Linked DNA regions of Homo sapiens: all the other regions are linked to region 2. Evidence: chromatin contacts called from ENCODE Hi-C or POLR2A ChIA-PET data. All regions are on one chromosome and are shown on one strand. Each heading gives the region's core, a stretch centred on a gene start or an enhancer-like site at or near the end of the contact. The rest is flanking DNA. Distances are from core to core; before and after follow the strand shown. Region 1 overlaps GABRR1 (gamma-aminobutyric acid type A receptor subunit rho1). Region 2 has its middle 45 kb from the start of PNRC1-DT. Region 3 holds the start of GABRR1 (gamma-aminobutyric acid type A receptor subunit rho1).

Region 1 (3,341 bases), core at 601-3,100, 150 kb after region 2:
AAGTGCTGGGACATGAGCCACTGCACCCGGCCTCTGTCTTTAGTTTCAAATATAAGTGACACTGCTCACCTGACGACCAATTCAAACCTTTCCTATAATAGAGGGTGAACCTTGGAGACCAAGCTGAAGCCTGCCCTGACTCTCAGCCCTCACTCTACACTTACCTGTGCTGCTGTAGAAAGCCAGTTTGGTGGTGGTGTGGAATTCCTGAATGAGGAACTGGGAGAGTGAGATCCGTTCATCTGTCTTTAAGGAGTCATTGCCCTTTTTCCAGTACAGCATGAGGTCATCTTCTGTATAGGCATCTGAAAAGACAGGGGCCAGCATCAGACACAAGGTGGTGGCAAGACAGGATGGTCTGTGGGGCTATGTAGAAGCTGTGTCCTGACCTCCCACACTGACTACTGGGATTGTGATATGATAGTTTGAAAAACAAACCACAGTCTAAACAAAGCAAAACAATATCCAAAAAGACAAATCTAATTATCTCCACTCTTCCAAAAGTCATCAGAGCAAAGTTCTCAAGCCCAAATGCACATAATTCCTGCAAAAGGGTTCACCCTACAATTCAGCCTGCCATTTATTAGGTTAAATCAAATGGAATTCTATTTTTGTAGGTTAGAAATGGTTAAATATTGGCAAAATTTCACATGGCTCAGCCTTATAAATGGAGAGTAATTTAGCCTTTTCCTTTCTTCTTTCAAAGTGTGGCGACTCATCAATTGATGGCAAGCACCTGTAAACACTATCAGGTAATAAAGGCTGAATTTTAGCAAGAAAAGATCCATAAAGAGACGGGAGTGGAACAAGTCCCTCTCTGTAGGACTCCAGTTACTCCTACTCAGGGTAAAGTCGAAGTGAATCCATGATCATCACCCTTTCTGGTGCTACCATTTCCCCTTCCCTCACCTGCTTCTGGTGAACTCCAAGTGAACAAACCTACCTCCAGCCTGAGCATAACTGAGGAGAAGCCTCATGGCACTGCCAGTCCAGCCTGTTGATGTGTAAACAGTTCCTTCCAGGGGTCCCTGGGACTATTTTATTCTTGTTTTCTAACACTTGACCTGTGTGATGGTCAGTTTCATGTGTCAACCTGGCTTGGCTATGGTACCCAATTATACAATCAAACACTAATCTGTAAAAGTGTTTTGTAGATGTGACTAATATCTACAACCACTGGACTTTAAAGGGGATTTTCCTGGATAATCTGGGTGGGCCTGATTCCATCAGTTGAAAGGCCTTAGAAGCAGAAATGAGGCTTCCTGGAAGAAGAAATCCCACCTGTGGCCTGCGGCATCCGCTCCTGCCCCAGAGTGCCCCTCCTGCACTCCTGATGGCCCGCCCTGCAGATGTGGGACTCTTAGCCAGCCCCCACAATCCTGCTAGCCACTTCCTTGCAATAAATCTCTACTCTGTATGTCCTACTGGTTCTGTTTATCTGGCGGAGCCATGACTGATACAACCTGAAAAAAGGCTACATTCCAGATGGAGGCAGAAGCTGCCCAGGCATAGTGGGGAAAACTAAGTTCTGGAGACAATGAACTCAGTATTTCAGTCTGGCTCTGCCACCGAGCTCTGTCCCTCCTTTGTATAATGATAATAACCTGTTCTTCAGGGTCTTGTGAGGGTTGAATGACAAGGCAGAGGTAAAGCCACTGTGCAATAAGTAGCCACTCCCTTGGTCCTGGGTTTTATTACACCCTTTCCCCACATTCAGTGCCCTATGCAGCTGTCCCTTTGGCCCCAGCGGTGTGTGATGTCAATGTCCCTGCACTCCTTGGTCCCAGATGATTGGAGCCAGGGGACACCTGATCCACTGCTACAAGCCCAGGCTGGCTGATAAAGTGCCCTGGAACAGTGAGAACCCTCACTAGGGCTTTGACACTGCCAGGGAGTGCCAGTGTTCAGGAGGAGTGTAGGAGTCACAGGGGTGTCCACTGTGCTGTGGGAGAAAGTGTTTGGGCAGGGAGGAGAATGGAGCGGACATGTAGAGGGACAGAGATGCATGTGGATCATTTTATACTGCCTCAGCCTGGCTCTTTCTGTGGCCTGGTTTCTGGGGGGTGTGTGTGTGTGTGTGTGTGTTGTGTTGTGTTAAAATACACATAAAATTTACCATCTTAACCATTCTTTAGTGTAACTTCAGTGGTATTGCACTACATTCTTAAGTGTTGTATTTATGATGCATGATAAATATAATTAAAATTATACTACATGAAAATTACTACATAAATACAGCCATTCTTATGGTAGGATACATCATTTGCCATTGTATATTCTCCCATTCGTGGGTTGCATTTACTCTGTTGATAATGTTTTGATGCACAGCATTTTAAAATTTTCATGTAGTATCTGTGTTGTACTACATTACTACATAAACACAACCAGTATGATGGTCATACCACCATCCATCTCCAGAACTCTTTTCATCTTCCCAAACTGAAGCTCCATACCCATTTAACAATAACGCCTCATCCCTGTTTCCCCTCTCCCCAGCCTCTGGCAACCACCATTCTACTTTCTGTCTCTATAATTTTGACTACGCTAAGTACCTCTTAAAAGTGACATCATACAGTATTTGTCTTTTGCGATTGGCTGATTTCACTTAGCATAATGCCCTCAAGTTTCATTCATGCTGTAGCATGTATCGGAAATCCTTGTTTTTTAAGGCCGAACACTCTTCCACTGTATGCAGATACTGCATTCTGTGTATCCATTCATCCATTGATGGACACTTGGGTTGTTTTCATGTTTTAGCAATTGTGAATAGAACTGCTATAAATATGAGCATACAAGTACCTTTTCAAGACCCTGCTTTCAATTCTTTTGGTTATTTACCCAGAAATGGATTTGCTGGATCATATGTTCTTAATTTTTTTTTTTTTTTAGACATGGGGGTCTTGCTTTCTCACCCAGGCTGGAGTGCAGTGGTGCAATCATAGCTCACTGCAGCCTGCAGCCTCAGGCTCTTGGGCTCAAGTGATTCTCCTGCCTCAGCCTCCCGAGCAGCTGGGACCACAGATGCCAGCCACCATGCCCAGCACATTTTTGTATTTTTTGTAGAGACAGGGTCTTGCTATGTTGCCCAGACTGGTCTTCAACTTCTGGGCTCAAGTGATCCTCTTACCCCGGCCACCCACAGTGCTGGGATTACAGGTATGAGCAACCGTGCCCAGCCATTGTTTTAATTTTTTGAGGAGCTGTTTTCCCCAGTGGCTGCACCATTATACATTACTACCCACAAAGGATAAGGGTTCTAATTTGTTCACATCCTCCCCAGAATTGTTTTCTGTTTTGTTGACAGTATTCATCCCAGTAAGTGTAACTCACTGTAGTTTTGG
Region 2 (3,411 bases), core at 670-3,169:
CCCATGGGAATTTCCAGCACAGGAAAGCAGGGGACTTTCTAAAGCATCAGACAAATAAACTGGCAGCTCCATGCCCTAATAACGTTAAATAATTGAACAATTGTTTATATCATTTTGCCTTTTTCTTTCCAAAACCTGTAAAACAATGTTATCTGCTTTGGCACAGCAAATTAAGGTGAAATTATACAAAGTGAAAATCAGCTATGTGTCAAGTATAGGCCTGTACTAAGGAAGCAGGGCTGCTACAAATGTAATTATAAGATCCTAGACTCGCCGGGTGTGGTGGCTCACACCTGTAATCCCAGCACTTTGGGAGGCCGAAGCGGGTGGATCATGAGGTCAAGAAATCGAGACCATCCTAGCCAACATGGTGAAACCTCGCCTCTACTAAAAATACAAAAAAGCCGGGCGTGGTGGCGGGTGCCTGTAGTCCCAGCTACTCGGGAGGCTGAGGCAGGAGAATCCCTTGAACCAGGGAGGTGGAGGTTGCAGTGAGTTGAGATCACGCCACTGCACTCCAGCCTGGGTGACAGAGCAAGACTCCTGTCTCAAAAAAAAAATTCCTAGAATTTAATTTTCCCTCTTCAATTTATTCCCCGTATTGTAGTCAGAATGATTTTTTGGCAACATGCCAATCTGACCAGGTGTGGTGGCTCACACCTGTAATCCCAGTACTTGAATCACTTGAACCTGGGAGGCAGAGTTTGTGGTGAGCCCAGAATGTGCCACTGCACTCCAGCGTGGACAACAGAAAAAGACTGCCTCAAAAAAAAAAAAAAAAATATATATATATATGAGTGGCATGATCAGACTGTTGTTTAAGAAAGATAATGGCAGCAGAATTTTGGAGGTAAATGACAGAGAAGTAAATTGAACGACAGGGAGACCTGCTGTGAGGTTATTATAAAGATGCCAATAAGACATGATGGAAGCCGGAACTAAAGCCTCGGGGAGGGCATAGAGAGGAGGGCCAGACTGCAGAGACACAGAGAGGTTGAGTCTACTGGATCTTGCTGACACTCTTAGCTTGGGCAATGAGGGAAGTCAAGAGGGAAGCGTTAAGAATGACTCAAGTTTCTGGCAAGGGCAACTGGGTGTCTGTAATGAAGAAGAGAAATAGACATTTCATGTATTAGGCTGTAAGAGAAGCCCTCTGTTTTGACTGATGACGTAAATGAGGGCTTTCCACTTTCTGAAAAACTGAACTCTTCTGATGCAATGAGACAACCTCCACATCATAGTCAGCCATGGTCCGTTGGGTTCAACTCAGTCCCAATGCCCTGACACCCTCGTTACCTGATCTGATCCTACTGCCCCAACCTAATGGAACTGAAAACAGTGGTGTCAACAAACTAAACTGCCCACCAACTGTGACATATTCAAAGCCTGCATAAGCTTGCTCTGTGAATGGAGAACACATTCTAAAAGGATCCCAAAAGAAAATAAAGCCTTTTCTGTCTTCCCAGGGAGGTTTTAGGCTAAGGAAACAAAATAAACACCACACGAAATAGTGGGCAAAGGTACAAGAGAGTTTAAGGTTAAATGCTAAATTATGAAGCAAATTCCAATCAGAGGACAGTGATGGTATTGTTACTCTAGAACAGCCAGGAAAGATAATCATCTGTGTTGACCATCTACTGCCAAACCACCATCCGTAAGTCACACAGTTGGTAAGTGGCAGAGCCAGTGCGTGAAGTTGGGAGAGACTGTCTCAGATCTTCAGGAAGGCGAAATGTGAGCTGAGACAGGAAGGTGCCCGGTGTCCAGCCTGGATGGGCTGGGAGTGCAGCTGGGAGCTTGGAGCATCCTGGGAGGAGAAGCAGAGCAACAGGACTGGCACGTGATATTAATCATCCCGGAATGGAGGCCTTCTGACTGGAGACTTGCAGTGTACCTACCACTGCTGGGTGTTTTCAGCATTTCAGTTTGGCAATAAACATAAAAAGTCTAGTAACACAGGCGTAAGCCTGGAATGTTCAGTGACTGGTCACTGTCAGGAATAATTATTACAAAAGAGCAGCTGAGAAGACATGACTCAGCACGCCCCACCTCAGAACACTCCGGTCCCACCTAAGGGCTTTCCAAAGTCCGCAGGAACCAGGCCAGCTGAGTATTCACATAGCCGCTCTGTTCAAGTCACACTCCAGATCCGTAGTGTTATTGGTGAGAACAATGACTAACTAGCAGGATGATTTACATGCATGCGAGTTCCAACTTGGCCTTTTTCCTGTCAGCAAAATTTACTACTATCTTCTAGCTGTCTTCCTACGTCAGGACTAAAAATGGTTACACTCCTAGCAGTAGAGCATATCCAGCCAACTGACAAGCAAAGAAAGATTAAGGACAAGTACATAGACAACATGGGGTGGACTTTATCAGAAAGGACAAGGCAGATACAGTGCTGGCCAAGGAGTGTTGCAAGTAAGGAATTTCCTGGAGCCTTATGCAAACTCCAGTAATCCCAGGCAATGATGCAGTTTCACTTCTGTTTCATATTAACGAGTACTAGAAACACATAATGAGTGACCTAGTTCTTTTCCAGTGGATTTTCCTTTTATTAGAACTATGCTCTGGTAGGTTACTTAATTATTTAAAAACATCAACACTGAGCACTATTTTAAGCTAGACCTTGACTTTAAATTTCAAATATGTCATTATAGTATTTAATAAATATAAATTCAGTTTTTTAAACAGTTTTTGTGGTTTTTTACATTCCATGAAATTCACCCATTTGAAGTGCACAATCAAAAATTTTAAGTACATTCACAGAGTTGCACAATCATCACCACAATAAGAATTCATTTTTGAGCTTTTTATTTCAGTTTTTCAATAGATGATAATTTCAAGAGGAAATGATAGGCCACAAAAAGTCTGTAACTGGGGGATGAAGCAAGATGGCAGAATAAAAGTCCCCACCACTTATCCCCTGCCGCAGGAAGACCAAATTTAATAACTATCTGCATAAAAAAGCACCATCATTGGCCGGGCACGGTGGCTTGTGCCTGTAATCTCAGCACTTTGGGAGGCCAAGGCGGGCGGATCACAAGGTCAGGAGATCGAGATCATCCTGGCTAACATGGTGAAACCCCGTTTCTACTAAAAAATACAAAAAATTAGCCGGGCGTGGTGGCAGGCACCTGTAGCCCCAGCTACTTGGGAGGCTGAGGCAGGAGAATGGCATGAACCTGAGAGGCGGAGCTTGCAGTGAGTCGAGATCATGCCACTGCACTCCAGCCTGGGCAAAAACACCGTCATAACCAAAAATCAGGTGAGCACTCACAGTACCTGGCTTTAACTTCATCTCACTGAAAGAGGCACTGAAGAGGGTATAAAAGACAGCCCTGAATTGCCAACACCACCCACCCCTCATCCCCTCCTGCACCCCCACAGCAGCTGTTGCGTGGCACAGAG
Region 3 (3,080 bases), core at 3-2,502, 180 kb after region 2:
ACCATGACCACTGGATATTTCAGCTCCTAGTTTTGTGATGTTGTTAAGAACAGCTTGAAACAAATGCTGTGAGCTACAGCTGGCTGTTTGGGAGCCCATGTGATGAGGGCTCCCTCCAGCCCCAGAAGGAGGACACTGAGGTGCTAGACACAGCCCTCCTCCTAACCCCAAACTCCCAAAAGCTAGATATCTTTTCATATTCACTGATCTCTCAGACTCTATTTATATTTACACTCAAAAGAAAGGTGAAGTTCAATTTGAAGCTAAGGCTAAGAAAGGACCAAGAATCAACAACGCCCTACTGTCTCCATTTCCTCATCAGTACAGAGAGCACTGGATTAGGTTGTCTCCAAGTCTCCTGTATTATTGACTGATGCCGGGCAAGCAGGTGTGCATCCCAGATAGACATTGCCAGTGCTGCCGTCAGAATGGCCCAGGTGAGGCCGAGTGCTAAGGGGCTGGTGGGGAACCTGGTTTCCTGTGTAAGCTCCCTCTGCAAGTGCTGGCAGACAGGGCACCATGCACCTTTGGTGTTGACCACAGGCAAGCACTTGCCTGCAGGAGGCTCCGTCCCTGGCCCTCCCAATTTATAGGTAGGGAACCATCTAATAATGATCCTTCTAGTCACACAGCTTGGAGAAAGCTGCTTTCTTTTAAAATATTAAAAAATGATTCACAAATCTAACAGAAATAATTAGAGCAGAATCATTCTCATGAAATACAGGTCCCATTGGTAATTTGAGAATTCACAGAGTTGTTCTAACCCTAGGACACAGACAGCAAACAATTGCCCTTGATATTTTTTTTAAATGTGCATATATTCTATTTTCCAGAATCTACCTTTCACCCAGGACAATTCATAAGGAATTTTAAAAATGCACTGATAAAATGATCTAATCTAGCATCATTTTAAAAGAAAACGTAATTCTAACTTTCTAAAAGGGGAGCAGCAGGAGAACAAAGGGAAGGGGAAGAAAAAGGCATCCACACAAAACACCATACGCTGGAAATGATGCTCAGTTTCTAGAAGAACACTGTAAGCTCACTTTGTGCATCCTCTTTTCCTAAATCCTCTATCCCTAAATGTCCACTCACCTGCCTTTCTTAGACATCTCGTGGACTTCTCTTCCGGGCCAGTGCATTCTGCTTTCAGTGGCCAAAACCCATCCCCACCACAAAAGAAAGATGCCAAATCTCATATTTGGGACAGCCAACATGGGTTTCCAAATTCAAACAGCTCTCTCCAGAAACAGCAAAAAGGAAAAGATTGTTCTTTTTCTCTCTTAAGACATTATTGGTCTGTTCATTATTAGAAGGATGTTTACTCATGCAAAAAAAAAATCAACCCACAGGATGCAATCTGGAGAGCAGGAGAAAGCAATTTCCACTAAACCTATAAATCCTCCTACGTCAGATGTCAGGGATTTTCTGAACTGAGGTTGAATTCCTGTGTCCCAGTGGAACAATTATTTTAGCCGGTCTAAATTAGTTCATCGTCAAATGCAGTAAAAATGTTGGTAAAAGTCTTATTTTCTGGTGCGTCGAATAAAAGGAAGTAAAAATGGACCAAAGCAATTTCCAAGAGGAGTAAGGCCAGAGGTGCGGAACTGCTTTCTATGTTCACGTTAATGAGCTCCTCCCTGGATCTATTTTAAGCTTACGGCCATTATTATTTGCTTTAGCTGAGGGCTGGATTTGGACAGCTTCCTGCCCCCACTTCCTGTGGCTGAATCCCTGAAACCCCAGGGCTCGGTACCTGCGTGGGCTGTCTATATGGCTGAGATTGGGAGGGCAACTGGGGAAGAGGTTTTTTTGTCTTTGTTTGGCGCAGAAACAAGTAAATTTCCTTGTCAGTTGCATTGTTCTTATCATGAACCTTGCTGCACTGTCCACATTTGAAAAATACCAGTAATAAATTAACTGTAGCCTCAAGTCTGTGTTATTTGTAGACAGTTTTTCTTTTGCTTTGATGCTTACTTTAAGACTCTGCTATAATCTACAGGCCGGATCTTGTGTCTTCATCAAAAGACAGTCTCAGAGCCTCGTGGAAGAGACCGCATTAGGTACTCCAAACTATTGACTCTTCAAAGCTGAGCTGACATGGTTTTGGTAACTTTCAGACTGTACCGGTAAACTGAGTCAGGATTCCCATAACTCTATAGCTGAAAAGCGGTTTCACACAACTGCTAACCCAAGATCCAATAGAATGAGAATTAATTACACAAGACTGAAAAAAAATTGATGAGAGAAATTTTTTTCGGGTTATTTGAAATGCAGTTGTTTTAAGGTTCTGTTCCCAGATCGTAAGAAGCCTTTTCTTTCTCTTCTTGTGCTATCTGTAATTCACAATAAGCTTTTAAATTCTGCTTTTATAAACCAGAATGAAGTATTCTTAAATTATATATGATTCTCACTAACACGATTCTTCTTATTTGAATTCAGAAACTCTTACCCAGTCTCTCTACATTTCTTGGCAATATAGTTGTTTGCATAGGTTTAGTAAGAATCTGTCCTCCCTTTTGCCAAAATACAACTGGAAGCATCAATTATGCAATGAAAGCCTTGCCTTGAATGCCCTATTTGAGAATAATGTTCATTTAACGAGGTGTGACAAGCCATTTTAAGGAATAAAGGTTGGCTGTACTTACGGAACCAATGCCTATAATGTCCTCTCAGGAAACCTGACGTAGGTCCAGTTTATAGTGTCCAGTCTTACAGTTAGTAAGGAAAGTCACTTCTAGGCAAGTACTTGGAGGTATTTTTCTGAAACCTCTAGAAGAAAGGAATTCACTCAAATCTATAGGTACTGCAGGTAAAATTTGGTGGAGTTTCTTGGGCTTGGTCTCCTAATCTTAGCAGGATAGAAAATAATAGACATGGCGGGGCACGGTGGCTCACGCCTGTAATCCCAGCACTTTGGGAGGCCAAGGTGGGAGGATCACCTGAGGTCAGGAGTTAGAGACCAGCCTGGCCAACATGGTGAAACCCTGTCCCTACTAAAAATACAAAAATTACCTCGGTGTGGTGGCGGGCACCTGTAATCTCAGCTACTTGGGAGGCTGAGACAGGAGAATCGCTTG

What was found. Hi-C counts contacts between places; a loop is a spot of excess contacts on that map. ChIA-PET counts read pairs that join two places held with the same protein, here RNA polymerase II (POLR2A). Pooled maps may share reads with other maps.
Region 1: a loop to region 2 is called in a map of gastrocnemius medialis, with 4 times the contacts of the local background. The contact joins two enhancer-like sites. A Hi-C loop is called at or near these places in 1 of 168 maps with a recorded cell type or tissue (gastrocnemius medialis) and 1 of 50 pooled maps. POLR2A ChIA-PET finds 5 or more read pairs at or near these places in 1 of 52 experiments (activated CD8-positive, alpha-beta memory T cell).
Region 3: a loop to region 2 is called in a pooled map, with 1.9 times the contacts of the local background. The contact joins the promoter of GABRR1 here to the enhancer-like site in region 2. A Hi-C loop is called at or near these places in 1 of 50 pooled maps. POLR2A ChIA-PET finds 5 or more read pairs at or near these places in 3 of 52 experiments (GM10248, WTC11 and activated T-cell).

Annotation. Positions count from the first base shown.
Region 1 is chr6:89,185,146-89,188,486 of GRCh38, forward strand. GABRR1 (gamma-aminobutyric acid type A receptor subunit rho1) reads right to left here. Exons shown (of 10, transcript NM_002042.5): 7 at 165-305. Among named protein-coding and RNA genes, the nearest start is that of GABRR1, 31 kb to the right of the region's middle. Within about 2 kb of position 1,851, at least 2 of the 41 ENCODE cell types and tissues checked have a DNase peak (open chromatin) inside an H3K27ac peak, as active enhancers do; they include gastrocnemius medialis, where a contact is called at or near this core.
Region 2 is chr6:89,033,677-89,037,087 of GRCh38, forward strand. No RefSeq gene overlaps it. Among named protein-coding and RNA genes, the nearest start is that of PNRC1-DT, 45 kb to the right of the region's middle. RefSeq lists a cis regulatory region at 1,691-2,525. Within about 2 kb of position 1,920, at least 29 of the 41 ENCODE cell types and tissues checked have a DNase peak (open chromatin) inside an H3K27ac peak, as active enhancers do; they include gastrocnemius medialis, where a contact is called at or near this core.
Region 3 is chr6:89,216,106-89,219,185 of GRCh38, forward strand. It overlaps GABRR1 (gamma-aminobutyric acid type A receptor subunit rho1), which reads right to left and starts at 1,253. Exons shown (of 10, transcript NM_002042.5): 1 at 1,096-1,253. The coding sequence starts at 1,217.